Linked DNA regions of Mus musculus: all the other regions are linked to region 4. The links are chromatin loops, found by intact Hi-C in ENCODE. Cell type or tissue: heart. All regions are shown on one strand. Region 1 overlaps Ablim1 (actin-binding LIM protein 1). Region 2 overlaps Atrnl1 (attractin like 1). Region 3 overlaps Trub1 (TruB pseudouridine (psi) synthase family member 1). Region 4 overlaps Ablim1 (actin-binding LIM protein 1).

The links. Peaks named below come from ENCODE experiments on the same cell type or tissue, not always from the same donor. Only the 100,000 strongest peaks of a DNase experiment are listed, where the experiment ranks them.
Region 1: it touches region 4 in a loop (11-fold over the local background); 32 of 42 quality-filtered maps call a loop at or near these places.
Region 2: it touches region 4 in a loop (2.6-fold over the local background); 2 of 42 quality-filtered maps call a loop at or near these places.
Region 3: a loop joins it to region 4, with 2.3 times the contacts of the local background. A loop is called at or near these places in 2 of 42 quality-filtered maps.

Annotation. Positions count from the first base shown.
Region 1 is chr19:57,063,982-57,068,981 of GRCm38, reverse strand. It overlaps Ablim1 (actin-binding LIM protein 1), which reads left to right. Exons shown (of 26, transcript NM_178688.4): 11 at 45-122; 12 at 736-891. Among named protein-coding and RNA genes, the nearest start is that of Afap1l2, 58 kb to the right of the region's middle. In heart, a CTCF peak has its summit at 2,473 (motif pointing left); DNase peaks (open chromatin) are centred at 1,661 and 2,481; H3K27ac peaks cover 40 bases.
Region 2 is chr19:57,640,877-57,645,876 of GRCm38, reverse strand. Atrnl1 (attractin like 1) reads right to left here. Exons shown (of 29, transcript NM_181415.4): 5 at 3,249-3,457. Among named protein-coding and RNA genes, the nearest start is that of Atrnl1, 32 kb to the right of the region's middle. In heart, a CTCF peak has its summit at 2,621 (motif pointing right); no DNase peak of the experiment used is centred here.
Region 3 is chr19:57,455,393-57,460,392 of GRCm38, reverse strand. Trub1 (TruB pseudouridine (psi) synthase family member 1) reads right to left here. Exons shown (of 8, transcript NM_028115.3): 2 at 2,205-2,303. Among named protein-coding and RNA genes, the nearest start is that of Trub1, 5.0 kb to the right of the region's middle. In heart, a CTCF peak has its summit at 3,071 (motif pointing right); no DNase peak of the experiment used is centred here.
Region 4 is chr19:57,134,128-57,139,127 of GRCm38, reverse strand. Ablim1 (actin-binding LIM protein 1) reads left to right here. Exons shown (of 26, transcript NM_178688.4): 5 at 4,420-4,546. Among named protein-coding and RNA genes, the nearest start is that of Ablim1, 79 kb to the left of the region's middle. In heart, CTCF peaks have their summits at 961 (motif pointing left) and 2,682 (motif pointing right); DNase peaks (open chromatin) are centred at 497, 2,687 and 4,217; H3K27ac peaks cover 654 bases.

The sequences.
Region 1 (5,000 bases), 70 kb after region 4:
GGCTGTTCAGAAGTCTGACAGGCCACTCGCTGTTTATTTTGCAGCCCACCAGGACCTCCTCTGAAAGTATCTATTCTAGACCAGGCTCCAGCATCCCTGGTTCACCAGGCCATACTATCTATGTAAGTATCACTTCCAGAAGGGACACTTGGGGGAGCAGGTGGGTCTGGGATTAGAACCATCGGATGGAGAAGCCAAGAAAGGAAGCTGATCCCCTGGGATCCTGTTAGAAGATCCCAAAGGTGCAGTCACATGGTATAGATAGAGCTTAAAAGCTTGTTGCACCTAACATGTGTGCAGATATTTGGGGGATTAACTGCCCATTTTATAATGCTGCTGCTGATGTTATTAAATTCTGCCACAAAGATATTTACATATTTAGTTTATTCAATATACAGTACTTATATTTAGCTATCTGAAAAGATTTATTGACCATCTCTTTGAGTTTTTTCTCTGTGTTGAGAAACTATTCTGAAGGTTGAAATATTTCTTTATTCACTAAATTCTATACACGCCCATTCTAAGCCATTGATGATATTTTATTTTTAAGCGTGATTAATAGACGCGTTGATTAATAGGGGCATTGATCCTTCCTAAAGGATGTGACATCACGCAGCAAGGCGTTTGGCTTGGTTTAAGAATCCCATTTTAAGCAAGGCCGTAAATGGCACTGAGGATAATTTCTCGACAAACTGAAATAGAGGATTAACTTTTCTCGCTGTTTAACTCTGCCAGGCAAAAGTAGACAATGAAATCCTGGATTACAAGGATTTAGCAGCCATCCCCAAGGTCAAGGCGATCTATGACATCGAGCGTCCAGATCTCATTACCTATGAGCCTTTCTACACATCAGGCTATGAGGACAAGCAGGAGAGACAGAGCCTTGGAGAGGTAATGGATTCCCAGGGATTGCAAACAATATGGCCATCCAGTGTCCCGTTTCACTCACCTCTAATAAGAACCACTGTTTGGGACTAAGCTATGTCAGACTTTGCCGACACTCTGAAGGGCTCTGTACCTGGTGATGTGAGGGACTCAGAACCTATCCCATGACCTCCTAAACGAGGGTACAGAGAGGTAAGAAATTAGCCGTTTGGGCCTGAGGTTGCATGCGTGTGCGTGCGTGCGTGCGTGCGTGCGTGCGTGTGTGTGTGTGTGTTGGGGGCAGGTTGTTAAGGGAAGGAGGTCATACATAGGGTATCTTGGACTTCAGATAACTTGGAAGTACATTTCTAGGGATCATGAGATGTAAGACCTCACCCTTAAATTTAAGCAGCTTCAGTTTCTGACATGTTAATGGAGGATGAATGGAGGGGAAGGCGGTATGGCTGAGCAGATAGCTGGGGTTCCTTGAATGGATTACTGGGTTTCAACCGAAGGTGTTAGCACATGCTGGTTTCGATTGTCATGTGACAGTCACCGTGATCCCAGTCCCTTCATCGGGAAAATAGGGTAATGACAATCAGCTCCTTGGAGATGCTTATATGGATTCAAGAAACTGAAGAGCAACGAGGAGGGGCAGACTTGCACATGCTCAGTGAGGAGGGGCAAACTTGCACATGCTCAGTGAGGAGGGGCAAACTTGCACATGCTCAGTGTGGCTGTGGCCCCTGCTGTGGCCCTGTCTACGGCTCACTACAGCTCAGTGTGCAGGCCTGACCCTCTGCTGGGCCAGAGTTTCTCAGCCTAGAGGGCTCTCTCCCCTGTGCTAGCTCCTAGGGTTAGAGGTTACCTACTGCCACCTCGCACCCTGACCATACGCTGTTTCCCTCAGCTCCTTCAATTTATTCTAATTTTCTCACTTACCATTTTGTTTGTTTGGTTGGTTGGTTGGGTTTTCAAGGCGAGGTTTCTCTGTGTGCTTTTGTTGTCCTATAACTGGCTTTGTAGACCAGGCTGGCCTCGAACTCATGGGGATATGCCTGCTGGGATTAGAGGTGTGTGCCATACACCCAGCCCCTTTATTTATTTTCATTGTTATTACAGCTTGACCCTGGAGACTGACAGACCATGCTTTCTCACTGCACGCCCTTTCTGTCTTATTCATTATTTAAGTTGGAGTCATCTGTAACCTGATTGGACTCCATTCAGAGAAATATTATCAAGTAGTGGACTTAACTGGGCCCTCCAGCCAAGGCCAGAGAAGATTGTAGACTGTAGCATCCCACGGTGCCTAGACTTGCATAAGACGAACCAAACACTTGAGGCACATATGTCATGCTAGACTTTGGGATACAGCAGGAGCTTGGAAAATCCTGTCTCAACACCGCTCCCTCAAAAGGCATGAAAATGTGATGCTGGCTTTGATTTGTTCCCAGTTATGCACACTAGTATTTATTGTTTTATAGCAATTTTGTGTATTTATAATTATTCCTCTTCTTGCTGATTCCCAATCTGGGTTTTATTCTAGAACACAGCCTGCATTAAGGTCCCCAGTCTGGCAAGGGACTTGCATTTTTCCCATAGTGCCATCTGGTGGTTTGCTTGCTGCACTGCATCTACAGACGGTTAATTGTCCTGGGCTGTTAGCTACCACTGGATTTCAGAATTTCAGAGGTCAGGGTAACTTTCTGAACAAAGTACATAAAGACTGGCCTTCGAGTCATTGCTCAGGTGTCTTTTTTAAAGTTCAAGACATATATGCAAAAGGGAAATGTTGGCTTTTCGTGGTTTTAAAGGTGCATGTGTGCTGTGTGTACTTTCTTGGGTGGTGTGTGTGTGTGTCTATTATTATTGTTGTGTGTTATTGTTTTGTATTCTTCCAGTACCTTCCTCTGGAGTAGCAAAATATCAAGCAGAAATTTGGCTTGGAAATGAAGTTTAGGTCACTTAAAATCTGACTGCGCCACCTACCTACTAACTCAGGACTTGGAAAGTAAATGTGCCAGTTTGTCTATAAGGAATGAGATCATTAGATTAGACCAATATCTGACATCCAACAAAAATGCTAACATCCCACCTCTTCTCACAGTCCACTGGTATGTGCCAGCGTAGTCGTGGCCTGTGGCTTTCTTTGTTCATAGAGGATGCCCCTTTGGGACAGAAATTAGATACATTAATAAACTTCCTTTGAATGCATGTATCTTGTCACCAAATAAACACTACAAGCTATTCTATTACTACTTCTATCAGTTATGACACTTATTTTGTAGAACCATGAGTTATTTTAAAGACACGGAAGGGATGGGGAGGTAGCTCAGCCGGTGAAGTGCTTGTCACAAAACCTGAAGACTAAGGTCAATTCCCAGAACACAGTTCCCAGTTTGGCAGCATGTTCCTGCCATGTTGGTGCTGGGTGGTGGAAACAGAAGGATTCCTGGGGTCTGCTGTCCAGCAAGTGTGACCTAGTGAGCTGCAGGTCTATCAAGAACGGTCTCAAAAAAATAAATTAATTGAAAGAGACGCTTGACATTGACCTCTGGCCTACTCATACGCACTTGCATGGGTGTATACACTTACATACTCACATGCATGCATGTACACACACATGCACACATGTATACACACAAGTCATACACACATTCATGCATGTACACACACTCACATATGCACGCATGTATATACACACAAGTCACACACATGCATGTATATACTCAGACACTCACACACATGCATGTGTACACACAAGTCATGCGCATGCATGCATGTATACACTCAGATACTCAAACACATACATGTATGTATACACACAAGTCATACACAACATTCATGCACACATGTATAGACACAAGTCACACACACACACACATACACGCATGCATGTATACACAGAGACACACACATAATACTTTAAAGTAAACTTAAAATTTGATATAATTATTGGCATATTTGGAAAGTATATGAGTGGATGGATCAAGCTAACCATTGGCAAGGTCATGCCTAGCTTCTTCTCTCTAGGAAGGCCATCCTTACCCATCAAAGCTTTGAGCCCTAGCGATAGGCTATAGCTCCTGAGGACCATAAGGAAGCTTGGTGAGTAAGGTAGTCTGTCAGCTTACTAATAACATAGGAGAGGACAAATCCTAAAAGCAAGAGGTGCTCCCTCTGAAATCCTCTTTATAGTGCTAGTTAAAGGCCTTTTGGATTCAATTGTAAACATTTCACTCACTACAAAACTCACTCGACTCTTGTCACTGGGAACACGTGGTTGTAGACAGTCAAGCTGGAGCCAGTCAGCAAAGAAGCAGATATGCACTGAAATGTTAGGGAAGTTAGGGTAGCAAGGGGAAGTGTGAATGGGAGGTCATGAGAGGTGTGAAGGAAAGTGTGAACAGGGGGTCATAGGAGGTGGAAAGGAAAGTGTAAATGGGGGTGGGGTGTCATGGGAGGTGGGAAGGAAAGTGTGAATGGGGACTCATGGGTGGTGTGAAGGAAAGTATGAATGAGGGGTCATAGAAGATGTGAAGTAAAGTGTGAATGGGGGTCACAGGAGGTGTGAAGGAAAGTGTGAACAGGGGGTCATAAGAGGTAGGAAGGAAAGTGTAAATGAGAGGTGATGGGAGGTGTGAAGGAAAGTGTGAACAGGGGGTTCACAGGAGGTGTGTAGGAAAGTCTGAACTGGGAATCACAGGAAGTTAGTGTGATGATGGAAACTGTGAACAGAGGGATGGCAGGAAGTTATTGCAACAGTGGAAAGTGTGAATGGAGATCATGAGGTGTGAAGGGAGTTTGAACCCAGACTTCACTAGAGTTGAGTGAGCTCTGAAGCTGTCTAAAAAGCACTGGCGGCAGCGGAGATGCTAGTGCCAAGTTCCTGGGGTGAAAGCACTTCACCTATTGATAACAGAAGTCAACCCAAAAACAACAGACAGTGGAGGTAGGTGATGTGAGGGTCATCACAGTCCTACCAAACTATCTTACAGTAATTTCTGCGGTTCTGAATTAGCAAACTTCTGCATTTCCTTAGCTGTTTAACACACAGTTATATCATAAACACAGTCAGATATGGAAGGGAAGGAGTTCCAACCAGTCCAACAATACAGTCATTAAAGTCATGCTTC
Region 2 (5,000 bases), 510 kb before region 4:
CCAAGTCTAGCCTACTTATGAGCTCCAGTTCAGGAAGAGAGCTCCCCTCGCCCACCGCAACGAATAAAGTACATAGCAATCTCAGAAGACACCCAGGGTCAGCCTCTTGCCCTCCACACATAGACATGCACATACCATATGCGCACATGCATACACCACATACAAACAGAATCGTACGAATGAATACATTTTAATACTTTATAGAGTTGTCATCCTAGGACCCAGACAAATGTCAATGTATCTTTCTAAAGAAGATGAAATTAATAACTAGACAGGTTAGTTGACTTACCGAAAATAAGCCTGTGAGCTGGGATGATTTCTTAATAAATTGAAGTGACTATAAGAATCATCCACTCTAAGAATCAGCACATTACAGGCTGAATGCTTGTTTGGGTTTACCAAAATTGCTAGATATAAGCCCTAAACCCTAATGTGATGGATGAGAAAGTGTGCGAGATGCACACGCATGTGTTCTTGCCATAGCTCTGACAGAGGAAAACACAGCAAGAAGGCAACCAAGATAACCCTCCCCAGAACCTGGTTTTTCTCATTTCTAATCTAAGACCTCCAACCTCCAGAAGCACTAATGGGCGGTGGGTGTTTTGGTTACTAGAGCTGTCGGCATCGGCCAGAGAAATATCAGAGTGAGCTAGTTTGTATATGTACACATGGCACTCCTTTGCACATCCCACTGACCATGGTATCCACACTGGCTGTAAGGTTAGACTAGAAATACAGTATGTAGCTGCCAGATCTAAAACTCAGTGAGCTCTGTTTGCAAAAAGGAATTCATCAATGCTGGAAAGACACTGGTCTCTTCCAAACAGCACCACAACTTCCCTTCTGCTCAATCAAGTTTTAAATACTTATGTTGCTCTAACAAAAGCCCAAGGATTCAGAAAGTCACATAAAGGAAAAAACTGAAAGCCACTTGGATTGAGGCAGTTGCTATAGCATATTGCCACATCTTGGAGGCCCCTGAGAAACTGATTATTCTTTACACGTGAACATAAAGTAAATTTTTTATGTTTTGATTTTTATTTAGTTTTAAAATATCTTCTTTATCCAATTATTACAGATAAACTTAAGAGATAAACGTTTTCCAAAACACCTTTTTCCTAATGTGATTTAATATTTGAAAAATTCTATACATTCAAGGGTCTATGATAGATCACCAAAAGTTTGAGGCCAGCCTGAGCTACATTGTGAATCCTGTTCCAAAAGATACATAAAATTAAAAGAAATGATATTACATTAAAAATACCTGAAGGAACCGAGAGGTCCTAATGAATCAACAGAGAAACTGCAGTACATCCACACAATGAACATTGCTCATTCTACAAATAAATGGGCTGCAAGTCACTGGAGCACAGGAGAGAAACTTTAACACAGAATGCCAAGTAAAAGAAGGTACCCCTTAACCCTACATGCTACATAGTTTCTGCTACAGTCACCCATCACAGAACAATGTTGCCATCAACAACAGACCACATATGTACAACATGGTATCAATGATTGTATCACTTAAGGAGAGCACACCCATCTTCACTTGTGCACTACTAAACCGCATAAACTTCTCAGAATACACCAAGAGTGCCATAGAGACTCCATATCACATTCAGAAGAGCCAAAACTACGGAGACAGAAGAAGGTCACTGGCTGCTGACAGCTGAGGGAAGGACCTATGACGAGGCGGAGTACAGGGTGTGAGAAACGCTTCTGCGCTATACTGTAAGGTGGGTGGATGCCATGGTACCTTTAACCAATACAACTCTAATATAAACCATGACTTTAGGTAGCAGTGATCTATTGATGTAGGTTCGCCAGTTTTAACAGGCACACCATTCATTCTGGCAAATGTTGTTAGGGAGAGCTATGCTAATGTGGGGGAAGGCTTTCTGTATCTTTTGCTCAGCTCTGTTATGCTGAGTCACAGAACTAGATGAGTCTCGTGTGGAAAGCACTGTATATAAGCCATATTTGACTTCTCTAGCTGAACTTTAAATGCCATTTATCTACAACTATCACTATGGAAAATGAAAAGATTTTAGTTTAAAATTTTAAGTTGGAAAAAGCCTCAAAGCACTTTCTGAGGACACAAAATTGGCAAGTGATTAACTAACTTAAAATACACAGCCCCACTACTAATAAACACTTGAGAATTTACACTTGTCATAACCATAAATAATATATTATCAATAATAAAAGCCCTTTTGCAGGAAATCACTGCTATAGTGTGCCTGTGTGGTTCTTAGGTCAGCGAGAACTGCTCCAACTGCTGTCGTGTGTTTAATACGCCTCTGGATTATGTAATGTGTGCATCAAAGTTCCCTCTGTCAAAAAGTACTATATTAGCACAAAGATGCTTCTCTGCAAACGGAACCAGCAAATTAGACCTGAAGAGATGATTCCAGATAACTATACGTATCCTTTAGTTTGTCTCCACAATGAGAAATATATGACTTAATATGCTTAAGAAACCCAAAACTCTTCAATGTGTTTTAAAGCTAATCTTTAATGACAGACAGAAGATTTTAGAATTCTTTTCAAGGAATCTGACTTTTACAGCAAGCAGCTAAACTTTTATTTATTGAAATAGTCTCTGTCCTTTTTTTAAAATAGCCACAAGGGGTCAGTCTTTCCTAAGAAAAACATTTTAAGCACTCCTATAACTGTAAAACTGAATTTACTTTTTGCAGTACAGTATGTTACCAATTATGAGGTAAATTTGAAGACACCACAGAGTAAGTCTGGTGACGTCATCCAGGCTCTGAGGAGTCAACAAAAAGAGTACAGAGGATTATAACGATCACATGCCTCCAATTTTAAGTTTAACCTGTAACTTCACTTAATCTCTAAAACAGCATGTAGACAGGTCTTTCCCAACTTTATTTATGAAAATGCAGATGCTAAGAACTTAACTGTTAACCTAAACATACCATCCCCAGCCCCCGCAAAAAAGCCAAAAAACAAAAACACCTGAGTATTGGGTGTGCAAACTAAATCAATGCGTGTAGCATTGCACCCACCATCTCCACGTGGCCACTAGCCACCCTCAGCCGCCCACATGCCAACCCCACGCCATCCCCGGCCAACCCCGCACCATCCCCAGCCATCCCCGCATCATCCCCGGCCAACCCCACGCCATTCCCGGCCAACCCCGCATCATCCCCGGCCAAACCCGTACCATCCCGGCCATCCCCGCGCCAACCCCGCACCAACCCCATGCCATCCCAGCGCCGCCTTACCTTGCCAACTATCGTTGCAGACACAGAGTTTCTCTCCTGTTAGGTCACAGTAGCCATGATCTGGACTCCCACAATTGGCTTTACAGTAAGGAATGTCACATGCTTCCCCTTTCCAGTATTTGTCGCATTCACAATACACTTGACTTGCAACAGAGACACTGGTTGTACACTTTCCATGACCAGAGCAGTTGTTAGGACAGGAATTGATCCTGCAAAACATAATTCGCGGGCTCAGATACCATTCGTATATTGCCTGCCTCGGCCTCCCAGGTCCCAGCTGTCATTCCATCTCCTCCACGCCTCTCAGCTCACTGTTACTTATGCTGCGCGTCTTAGTTCATTCACAAGATGTCTTCTGCTAACAAAACTCTGATTTCAAGGGCTCCCCTCAACGTCTGAAGCACCTGCACAATTCCAAGTGTGATGTTTTGGTTTCTTTTTGTTTGTTTGTTTTGTTTTTTTGTTTTTTGGGTTTTTTTTGTTTGTTTTTTTTTTGTTTTTTGTTTTTTTTTTTTGTTTTTCGGTTTTTCGAGACAGGGTTTCTCTGTATAGCCCTGGCTGTCCTGGAACTCACTGTGTAGACCAAGCTGGCCTCAAACTCAGAAATCCACCTGCCTCTGCCTCCCGAGTGCTGGGATTAAAGGTGTGCCCCACCACGCCCGGCTCCAAGCGTGATGTTTATAGAGACGTAAATAAATATTCTGAATAGATATGTTAAGGAGAGATATTTTGAACTCCTAAAACTTAAGAGAACCAAGAACTTACTTAGTTCTAGCACCTTAAGACACAGGCCACCACTTACACAGTCACAGAAGACATGTTTTAATGCCCGTGACTGCCTCTATTCTGCTATACATATACTTCCAATGTGTACACATCTGGATACATTATATGTAGTATGACGAGATCCCATAATAAACCACTGATTCAGAAGTATTTCAAATACTTTATTCCTGAAGAAAAATTTTCCCATTAGCAATTTCTATCTTCTTAAAGAAAAGAAAAAAATGACAAATGACTCCTGTGGCTATGTCTCTAGAAGCATCTGAGAGCACCTCTCATTACTTTACCCCTGGACTTCTAGATATAAAAGGGTTTTAATGAAATCAAATGTGGTAAGGGACTAGAGAGATGGTTCAGTGGTTAAGAGCAATGGCTATTCTTCTAGGGTACACAGGTTCAATATCCAGCACCCACATAGAGGCTTACAACTGTCTGTAACTCCAGTTCTGGGGGTGCAATATCTTCTTTTGGCCTCTACAAACACTAGGCATGCATGTGATACATAGACACACACATACACAACACCCATGCATGTGATACATAGACACACACACACACACAACACCCATGCATGTGATACACAGATTCACACACACACACCCCACCCCATCCATGTGCATTAAGAAAATTAATTTAAAATATTTTAAGTAGAAATAAATGTTGAACAAAATCAAAGGGAATACAAACTCCTGAATAAACTCAGAAGCTACAAATAGCTGAATAAAATATGAAGCCGATGTAAGACTTCAGCAAAAAGATAAAAATATTGGAAAAATGAATTAGAAATTGTGGAATGGAAAACTCAAGGAGTTAATTTAAAAATGTAGGCGAATAGGAAAACCTTGCCGATAGATCAGGTAAAGTACCACAGCAGCAGGGCTTAAAGATGAGGTGGCAGACATAAAACACTCAGAACCGTGAAGCACCTACGAACACAGCGTGCAAGGCCTGTAGGACAGACACCACTTT
Region 3 (5,000 bases), 320 kb before region 4:
CAGCGCACAGCGTCAGTGCCAGGACAGCACACCAGTCAGTCCCAGGACAGCACAACCCAGCATCAGTGCCAGGACAGCACAACCCAGCCTCAGTGCCAAGACAGCACAACTCAGTGTCAATGCCAGGACAGCACACCAGTCAGTCCCAGGACAGAACAACTCAGCAACAGTGCCAGGAGAACACACCAGTCAGTCCCAGGACAGCACACCAGTCAGTGCCAGGACAGCACACCAGCATCAGTGCCAGGCCAGCACACCAGTCAGTCCCAGGCCAGCACACCAGTCAGTCCCAGGCCAGCACACCAGTCAGTCCCAGGCCAGCACACCAGTCAGTCCCAGGCCAGCACACCAGTCAGTCCCAGGCCAGCACACCAGCATTAGTGCCAGGCCAGCACACCAGTCAGTCCCAGGCCAGCACACCAGTCAGTCCCAGGACAGCACACCAGCATTAGTGCCAGGCCAGCACACCAGTCAGTCCCAGGCCAGCACACCAGTCAGTCCCAGGACAGCACACCAGCATTAGTGCCAGGCCAGCACACCAGTCAGTCCCAGGCCAGCACACCAGTCAGTCCCAGGCCAGCACACCAGTCAGTCCCAGGCCAGCACACCAGCATTAGTGCCAGGCCAGCACACCAGTCAGTCCCAGGACAGCACACCAGTCAGTCCCAGGACAGCACACCAGTCAGTCCCAGGACAGCACACCAGCATTAGTGCCAGGCCAGCACACCAGTCAGTCCCAGGCCAGCACACCAGTCAGTCCCAGGACAGCACACCAGTCAGTCCCAGGCCAGCACACCAGTCAGTCCCAGGCCAGCACAACCCAGTGTCCATCCCAGGCCAGCACACCAGTCAGTCCCAGGCCAGCACAACCCAGTGTCCATCCCAGGCCAGCACACCAGTCAGTCCCAGGCCAGCACACCTGTCAGTGCCAGGCCAGCACACCAGTCAGTCCCAGGCCAGTACACCAGTCAGTGCCAGGCCAGCACACCAGTCAGTGCCAGGCCAGCACACCTGTCAGTCCTAGAAGAACGTGTATATACAATGTTTCTCTCCAGGAAATATATCAAAAACATAGTTTCCAAGCTTGATCTGGGGTTGGGAAGTGTCCCCTGGCACCCTCTGCCTGTATGGGAGCCCTGAACTCCAGAGTCCTACAGGAAGACAGTAGTGCACACAGTCCAGACACAGCAAACCAGGATGGTGATCCAGGGAAGAGTGGAGTACTTCCTATAATCCAAGTTCACAGATGCTAGGCATGCCCAAGCCTTTCAAAACGCAACAGTTTCACTCCTGGTGGGCTAACTGTTCTGCTCAGAATCAAACCTTTGCTCAAAGCTCCCTGCACACATAGGAGAGGCAATGGTGCCATGTGCTCTGTGATGCTGTGTGCTGTTGCTCTGTAGTGCTATGTGCTCTGTTCTGTGGTGCTGTGTGTGTGGTGCTCTGTGCTGCTGTATGCTGTAGTGCTGTGCTGTGGTGTTGTGGTGCTCTGTGGCCCTATGTTACTCTGTGGTGCTGTGTTGCTCTGTGGTGCTGTGGTGCTATGGTGTTGTGTTGCTCTGTGGTGCTGTGTGCTCTGGTGCTATGTGCTGTGGCATTATGGTGCTTTGTGGTGCTGTGTGCTCTGTGGTACTGTGTGCTGCCATGTTGGATGGTCTGTGGTACTGTGTGGTCTGAGGTACTGTGTGCTGCCATGTTGGATGGTCTGTGGTACTGTGTGGTCTGAGGTACTGTGTGCTGCCATGTTGGATGGTCTGTGGTGCTGTGTGCTCTATGGTACTGTGTGCTGCCATGTTGGATGGTCTGTGGTACTGTGTGGTCTAAGGTACTGTGTGCTGCCATGTTGGATGGTCTGTGGTACTGTGTGCTCTGTGGTACTGTGTGCTGCCATGTTGGATGGTCTGTGGTACTGTGGTCTGAGGTACTGTGTGCTGCCATGTTGGATGGTCTGTGGTGCTGTGTGCTCTGTGGTACTGTGTGCTGCCATGTTGGATGGTCTGTGGTACTGTGTGGTCTGAGGTACTGTGTGCTGTGGTGCTGTGCTCTGTGGTGCTTGTGCCCTGCACCATTCAAGGGCTTCGGGGAAGAAGGACTTGTAACCACGGTATAACTAGAACACTGCAATGTACAGTGAGGCACCAGGACTCAGCTAGCATTTCTGGTATTGAAGGAGAGAGTCATTAAACTTCCCTCACGTCTCTTACCCAGAACACCTTGCGCTGCACTGTCCAGCGTCCCTCCGTGTCCGACTTTCAATGTCTGCTTTTGCCTCTTGTTCCATTCTGGAGAAGGCATTCCAGCTTCTACAGGAGTAATCAGAATTTTTAAAAAAAGGTAATTACAAGTCAGGAGGAGCATGGGAGACAAGATAACCTATTCAAAAAACAAACAAAACATACAGGTATAAGGCTATGACCACATAACTAGCAAAAACAGGTTTTAGAATGTACAGTGGGCTCAGTGTGGTGGTGTACGCTTTTAAACAATGAGTTTGAGGCCAGGGTGGTTTACATACTGAGTCCCCATAGCCAAGGATATATGCTGAGACCCTGTCCCAAAACACAACAAAACTGTATAGCCACGCCTAGGAAGATAGCTCAGTTGGTAAACTGCTTGCCACTCAAGCATGAGGTTCTGAGGTCAATCCCCAGGACCCATGTTAAAGAAAAAGCTGGGGGTGGTGACATGCATTTATAATCCCTGATCTGAGACAGGGGCTTGGTGACATCTACTTAGTGAGTTCCAGGCCAGTGAAACACCTTGTCTCAAAAATTAATGTGGACAGAGGAATGACTCCTGAGGTTGACCTCTGGCCTCCACACATGTGTGAACACACACACACACATGAAGAGAGAAAGATTTCCTAAATTACAAAAGAACAGTATTTCAAAATTAGTGAAATAGAAACTGAACTCATTTTAAGAGAAACAATTAGGTATGTATGTATGTATGTATGTATGTATGTATCCATCTATATGTGTGTGGATCTATCTATATCTAGATGTGTATAGACAATCTCGTTACATGTATATCTGTAAACCATGTACATGCAGTGTCTAAGGAGGCCAGAAGAGGGCAGCAGAGTCCTGGGAACTAGAGTTCTAGATGGACATGAGACACCAAGTGGATGCTGCGAATTGAACCTGGGACCTCTGGAATATCAGCCCAATGTCCTTATCTGTGGAGCCATCTTTCCAGCCCCAAGAAAAACAAAAGTCTAAGTCAATATTTAAGCTAACTGGGTGACTTCTAGTGATATATCAATAGTTAGAAAGTAACAAAAAAGTTAGCTTTGGCATATGCAGCTAGTTTTAAGAGACCTCAGCTACAGTCTCTAAATGTCTGTGATTTCTTCTGTCCCTCCCTGGCGTCTACTAACTGGGAGCACATCTCATACAGGGCTATTTCTATCTACACCTAGTCCTCAGCTAGTTTTACTACTTGTCCACATGATCAAAACTTTCAATTCATTAAAGACGCTAATCTCAACAAGAGCTTAAGTGTCAGCTCAGAGCTGTTAGTTACCACTTGACTTCTGAAGCATTTAATAAAGAAAGAGAGGATTCCAACACTGCTTACATCACATCTCCATCATTACAGACGAGCTATACGACACCTGTCACAGCAATCCCCTGACCCTCAGCCTGTTAAACCTACTTTAAAACTATTGACACCAGGAGACAGAAAACAGCACACAATGAAAAGAGGGCAGGGCAGAGACAGAAGCCAGCTTAAACTCTCAGACGGGGCTGGAGAGATGGCTCAGAGGTTAATAAGTAGCACTGACTGCTCTTCCGGGGAGCCTGAGTTCAATTCCCAGCAACCACATGGGGGCTCACAACCATCTGCACTGCCTCCTTCTGGTGTGTCTGAAGACAGCAACAGTGTACTCACATAGATAAAATAAATAAATAAATCTTTACAACAGAACATTCAGATGGCTGTGCTGGGCCGCTCAACCTCACAGCCTGACTACCATGCCAGTGGTTCAGAGCCTTAAGATCGGGTGTACACTTGGACTCTAACATCACCAAACTTGGAGGAACGAGATCCCAGCACCGTGGGCCTGGACTTCAAACACTTCACCTTCCACTTGCAATGTATCATGGATCTCTGTCAGTGAACTTACAAAAGTACACTGGGGAACTCCGAGTTTTTAACTTGATATGCCTTAGTATAAAGGTCTCATAAATTCAGTCATCTTGTCTCTAACTCATTCACACTGTTGAAATTGTGTTCACTCTTGAATCGAATACTCAGATGGCTGTTTATGGATGACCATTTAAGGTCCTTTCTACCTATAAAAACCTAGCATGCTTCAGGCCTTGAAAGGTTCAAAGTCACGGAGAAGAGATTCTACAACGGGGGAAATCAATGTAAGGACGGGCAAGGAATGTTTTTGAAGAGGCTATGCCTCCTGGCTGAGCGAATCAGTGGTTGTCAAACCTGGATAGAACAGAATGCTATCTTTTAGAATCTTGCAGGGCGATTCTGACAGGTGCTTAGCCTGGGACTGGGAAAGCTCAATTAGCTAGTATGAATACGGAATCAACCAAACACAGGCACTGGGGAAGCCTGAGTTCGCTACTAGGGAATACGGAATTACCCAATCGCAGGCACTGGGGAAACTCTCTTAGCTAATATGAATACGGAATCGACCAATCACAGGCACTGGGGAAGCCTGAGTTCGCTAATAGGGAATACGGAATTACCCAATCGCAGGCACTGGGGAAACTCGCTTAGCTAATATGAATACGGAATCGACCAATCACAGGCATTGGGGAAGCTCGCTTAGCTAATATGAATACAGAATCGACCAATCACAGGCACTGGGGAAGCCTGAGTTCGCTAATAGGGAATACGGAATTACCCAGTCACAGGCACTGGGGAAACTCGCTTAGCTAATATGAATACGGAATTGACCAATCACAGACACTTCCCCAGTGGGAAGCTCGCTTAGCTAATATGAATACAGAATCGACCAATCACAGGCACTGGGG
Region 4 (5,000 bases):
TTTCTGACTTGGAGAATCATCCCAGCTACCACGCACCAACTTTCTATATTTACCAGCAGCTGCTTCAGAGATGTGGAAACAATTTTCTCAACCACTGAGAAGACACGAAGCTGGCAAGTAGGAGATGCTGTCCTTCATGGAAGAGCCTCGTTGGCCTGAGCAGAGGGAAGGGAGCGACCAGTAGGAACCTCTCTCTCACTGCCCCTTGTCCAGCTCCACTGCCTGATGTCAGGCTATGGCTTTGTCCAGAGAACAGGGGTTTTTGCTGTAGAGTGTACCAGAATACTCAAGCCAGCTGGTGTGGGGTGATAGTATCTTACCTAAGAGACTGAAGGCCTCTTGAGCTTCCCACTCATTCTTGCTCACTGGCTGGGCTCAGGCACCTGGGTCACCTGCTATGTTTTAGGGGAGGCACACTGGGCAGGGCATGCTGGGTCCCAGTGTTTTAGACATCACCTGTGAGAGAGTCCCCAGACTCAAAGAACTGAAGGCTACATGGCCGGCTACATGTCTGCACAGCCCCCGGCAGGGGATCAAAATGTTCCCTCCCCATCCCCCACCCCCAGGCTGTGTAGTAACTTCTTTCCCGGCTCTGTGACGCGTGGGCATCAGGGGCCAGGAGAGAGCAAGCTCGAGCTGAGATGAAGAAGCCCAGGGTTTAGTCTTAGCTCTGCTCCCTAACCAAGGAAGGAGAGAGGCCATTGGGTAGCTCACCTCTACCAGGTCTTGTGTTGTGCACAACCTTGGGATGCATCATAGCAGGTGGCATTATTGTCAGTAGCTCACACATGATGGGCTTCCTGCAGTGAACCACAGGCAACTCTGACAGCCTCCCTAAGTCCAGCCATCTCCATCTTTGAAATTTATTTTGCAACAACAACCAAAAAGAAAAACAAAACAAAACAAAACAAAACAAACAAAACAAAAATCCTTATTTGTCTTTCTTCAAACCATTGCTGCCACCTAGTGGTAATTATTAGAAACAATGGAAATTTTCAGTTCAACTTGAATTAAAGTTCCTTTTTTTTTTTTTTTTTTTTTTTTTTTTTTTTTTTTTTTTTTTTTTGAGGAAAGGACTTAAGAGGAAAAAAAAAATCAGAGTTTTCCAGGGTTTGGGGGAAGGAGGGCTGAGTAGGTAGAACTCAGTGTGTTCAACTCAGAGTGCTGAAGTTCTCCTGCTATTCAGCGTGATACTATAATCCCTGACGCCACTTTAAACCTTCCAAACACTAATCAGCTGTGGGTGTCAGCAAGGCTCCGGTGGTCGATATCAAGAGTGGCGGAGGCTGAGCATGTGGGAAGTGGGAAATCTCTGCACTCTCGATTTTCCTGTGAACTTAGAACTTAGAGTATATTCCTTTTTAAGATGGACCGCTATAGAGTGCGGTAGGTGTGGATGTACATATATGTGTGCACGTGTGTGAGTTTGTATATGTGTGTGTGTGTGTACACAGAGGTCAATGTTGGGTGTCTTCCTCTATAGCTCTCAAATACAGTTTTGAGACCAGATCTCTAGCAGAGCCAGGAGCTTACCAATTGGATGGACTGGCTGGCCAGCAAGTCCCTGGGATCTGTCTGTCTGTCTGTCTCTTTCCCTGTCCCCCTAGCCAGGGTTATAGATGGACACTTCCCACACTGGCCTTTTGTAAGGGTTGTTCTGACCCAATGCTAGCATGGCAGGCATGCTGATCAAGACATCTCCACAGCCCCGACTGCTTTTTAAAACTGCCCATTAGCCTTACCCTCCCTCCGTACTGTGGCCTTTCCATTTGAAGACTGTGATTTAAAGGGCGTGCTGTGGCTTTCCATAGAACATTGCCACACGTAAGATTTAAATATTTATGATGACATATCGGGCATTTGAGAAAACATCTATTATTAACTTTAGGACTGTCTTTTCTCACAGCTTAGAATGGCCCATACAAATTCTTATCCAGTGGCTAGCGAGATGGCTCAGGATTAGAACCACATAAGGATCTTGCAAAGGACTCAGGTTTGGTTCTCAGTACCTGTATGAGGAACTCCAGGTCCAGGGGATACCATGGGCCCCACATGTACCTGTACATACATGGTACACATAAACTCAGCTAGGTACTCACATGCACAGAAGTAAAACAAAAATCTCTAAATAAGGACATTCTCACCCTACTACTCAGAACTTATATTTTTAACTCTTTGGATACATATTTTTGATTTTTCACATTCTAGTGGTTTTAAAAAAAAATCAAACAACTGGATCATGTGAAGAGACAGATAAAGCCCTCCTCCACAGGGGGCCGGTTTCTTAAGGGTTTCTTCTGGGTTTCTCCAGAAACATTCTATTCTGGGAGGAGAACACCAGTGTTCTTTTTAAAGTACATTTAGTTAGAACGCACACACACACGGTGGGGGGGGGGGGTTGTTGCAAATGTATTTCTACAGTAAAATTTTGGGCATGAGTTGTTGGGTCTAAAGCCAAGTTAACAGCTGCTGACCAAGATGCCCAAGAACAAAAGAAACAGGCTATGTTAAGATGCTGAGGCAGAGAGGAGCCACAGCCATCTCTGGATGGATTTTCAGAGTGTGTTCAAGGTTGAGGTTTGTGCTGGGTCACTCCAGCGGGACAGGTTGGTGACTCAGGTCTGGTACGAGAAGAGAAGCTGGTCTAGAAGTGCCCTTTCCAAAGAGACAGTTACAAATGTGGCCAGAAGAGGGGGCTGTCCTGTCACTTTGTACGTGGGACACTGTGTCTGTCTTAGTCTAAACATGGCCGCTGAGTGGCCTTGCCTGGATGCTGCTCTTTTCTGTTAGCCTTGTTTGTTAGGGCGCAGTGGCCACTGCCGGCTGGTGGCGTTTGCTCTTGTTTCCTCAGACACAGGGATTTTGAATGGTTGTAGGGTTGATGTTAATTTCAGTGAACTCCCCGCTTTTATGTGTCTCTGCGTTAACACACATGTATTCTGCTTCCCTGACCCCATGGCGTGTGCTATAATCCACATGATCTCAGCACCTTTAGAAACAGCAAGTATTACTCAAGGGCTACTTTGACAGGCAAAATCGTGGTGCAGGACCAGGCCAGCTAACTCCGGCGTCCATAGTCTGCTACATTGTGATGGTCAGCATTGATTGACAGCTTGACAGGATCTAGAACCCACAGGAAGACACAACTCTGGGCATGACTATGAGGGACTCTCTAGATTGGGTTGACAAAGGTGTGAAGACCCTCCCTAGTTCGTCGCCTGGGTCCCTAAGTAACATAAGAAGTCAGTGAGCTGAGCCTCCATCTCTCTCTGCCCCCTGACTGCCATGCAGTGTGACCAGTTACCACACCCTCAGGTGTGGGGAGCGGGTGTGGCGGCAGTCCCAAAGGCGCCAGGGACTGCAGCTAAGTCATATGACTTGCACCTGACTTCCTCATATAAGACACAAACATCTTGAGTGCTGCGCAGGTGTACCAGGATTCAGGTGAATCCAATTTGGTGGAGATTTGCCCCTGCTGCACTGATTAGCTGAAGCTGCGTGCCTGGCGAGGGGGCGTGGCCTGCTGTGCGTGGATGGGAACTGAGAGTATATAAGAGTGAGAGGCCCGGGTTAGAGGGAGGATTATTATTCGAGAGAGGATTACTATTAGTGGGGGAGATATAAAAACAAGGGAGATATAAAAACAAGGGAGATATAAACAGGGGAGATATAAACAAGGGAGATATATAAACAAGGGAGATATAAACAGGGGAGATATATGGAGAAAGAAGAAACAGGACTGAATAAACGTGTGCAGAAGGATCCTGTAGCAGCGTCGTTCTTCCTGGCCTGTTGAGCGCGCGCAAGACTCAGGATTAAGCCTTGCTCTTGTGAGCTGCCATTTCCTGGGCTTCTTGTCACAGCACCGAGAGAAGTAACTAACACTCGTGCCTTCCAGGAATCTGTCAAGGACAGATGAAAGCTAAGGAATTAAGTCATTTAACCAATAGTGGAAAGGCTGGCTTGGGTAGATAAGGAAGTAGAATTTCATTACAGATTTGAGAATGACGGACAGTGCTCCTAAAACCACCCACAGAGATGAGGGGGGAGGGGCTCCCAGTACGTGTGCTTATCGGCTTCACATGTGTCCTCAATTAAATAAAAGCCTGCGAGTGCTTGCTTAACGTCCTAGCCAAGATGCCATAATTAAATAGTCTCTAGGCCAACTGGACCCCAAAGGGTGCCTAACTCCTGAGGAGCCAGCTAGGAGATGAAGGACATTCATCATCTGCTGAGATCCACTGAGGTCTGAGCAGCTGCCTGGCCACGTGAGGACAGGTCCTGAGGGATTTAGTGGAGAAGATCTTATATAGGGAAATGAGACCTTAGTCAAGAGCCGCACCGTGGGTCCCGGGGACCGCTCCTCCTCAGGTTTTTCCAGGGAAATGGCAGTAACCGTGGGCTGCTGCTCTCTTCCAGACTGCGCCGGCTGTGGAAGGGACATTAAGAACGGACAGGCGCTGCTAGCTCTGGACAAGCAGTGGCATTTGGGCTGCTTCAAGTGCAAGTCCTGTGGGAAGGTCCTCACCGGCGAGTACATCAGCAAGTAAGTCTGGGTCAGAAGGGCTGGGGTACCGGCTCTGCAGAAAGGCTGGGGTACCCGCTCTGCTTTCCAGGGTCGCCCCCCTCCCTCGAGCATGCCAGAGCACATTCATTCCGTCTTGCATCAGTATGAACAATTTGCCATAACATTTATTGAAATAGCTTCATTGTTCCACTTTTGCCATGCCGTGGCTGCTGTAAACTTAATGGCCTATTAACGGTGCCCCAATCTAATAATTAACAAAGCAGTATACCCGACTGTGTAATCAGTTAAGCACCTCGCCATGTCTCCTTTGCTATTTCTGGTTTTTTTATGTGATGCTAACGTAGTTTTCTTCTCTGGGGCTTTAGACATCCCCGCAAAACACATGTTATCTAGGTACCAAGCCTGGCAAGACCAGAGCCACCAAATAGCCTGTCAGGGTGAAGGTTCATGTTGCAGTCAGAGAGCGCTGGTA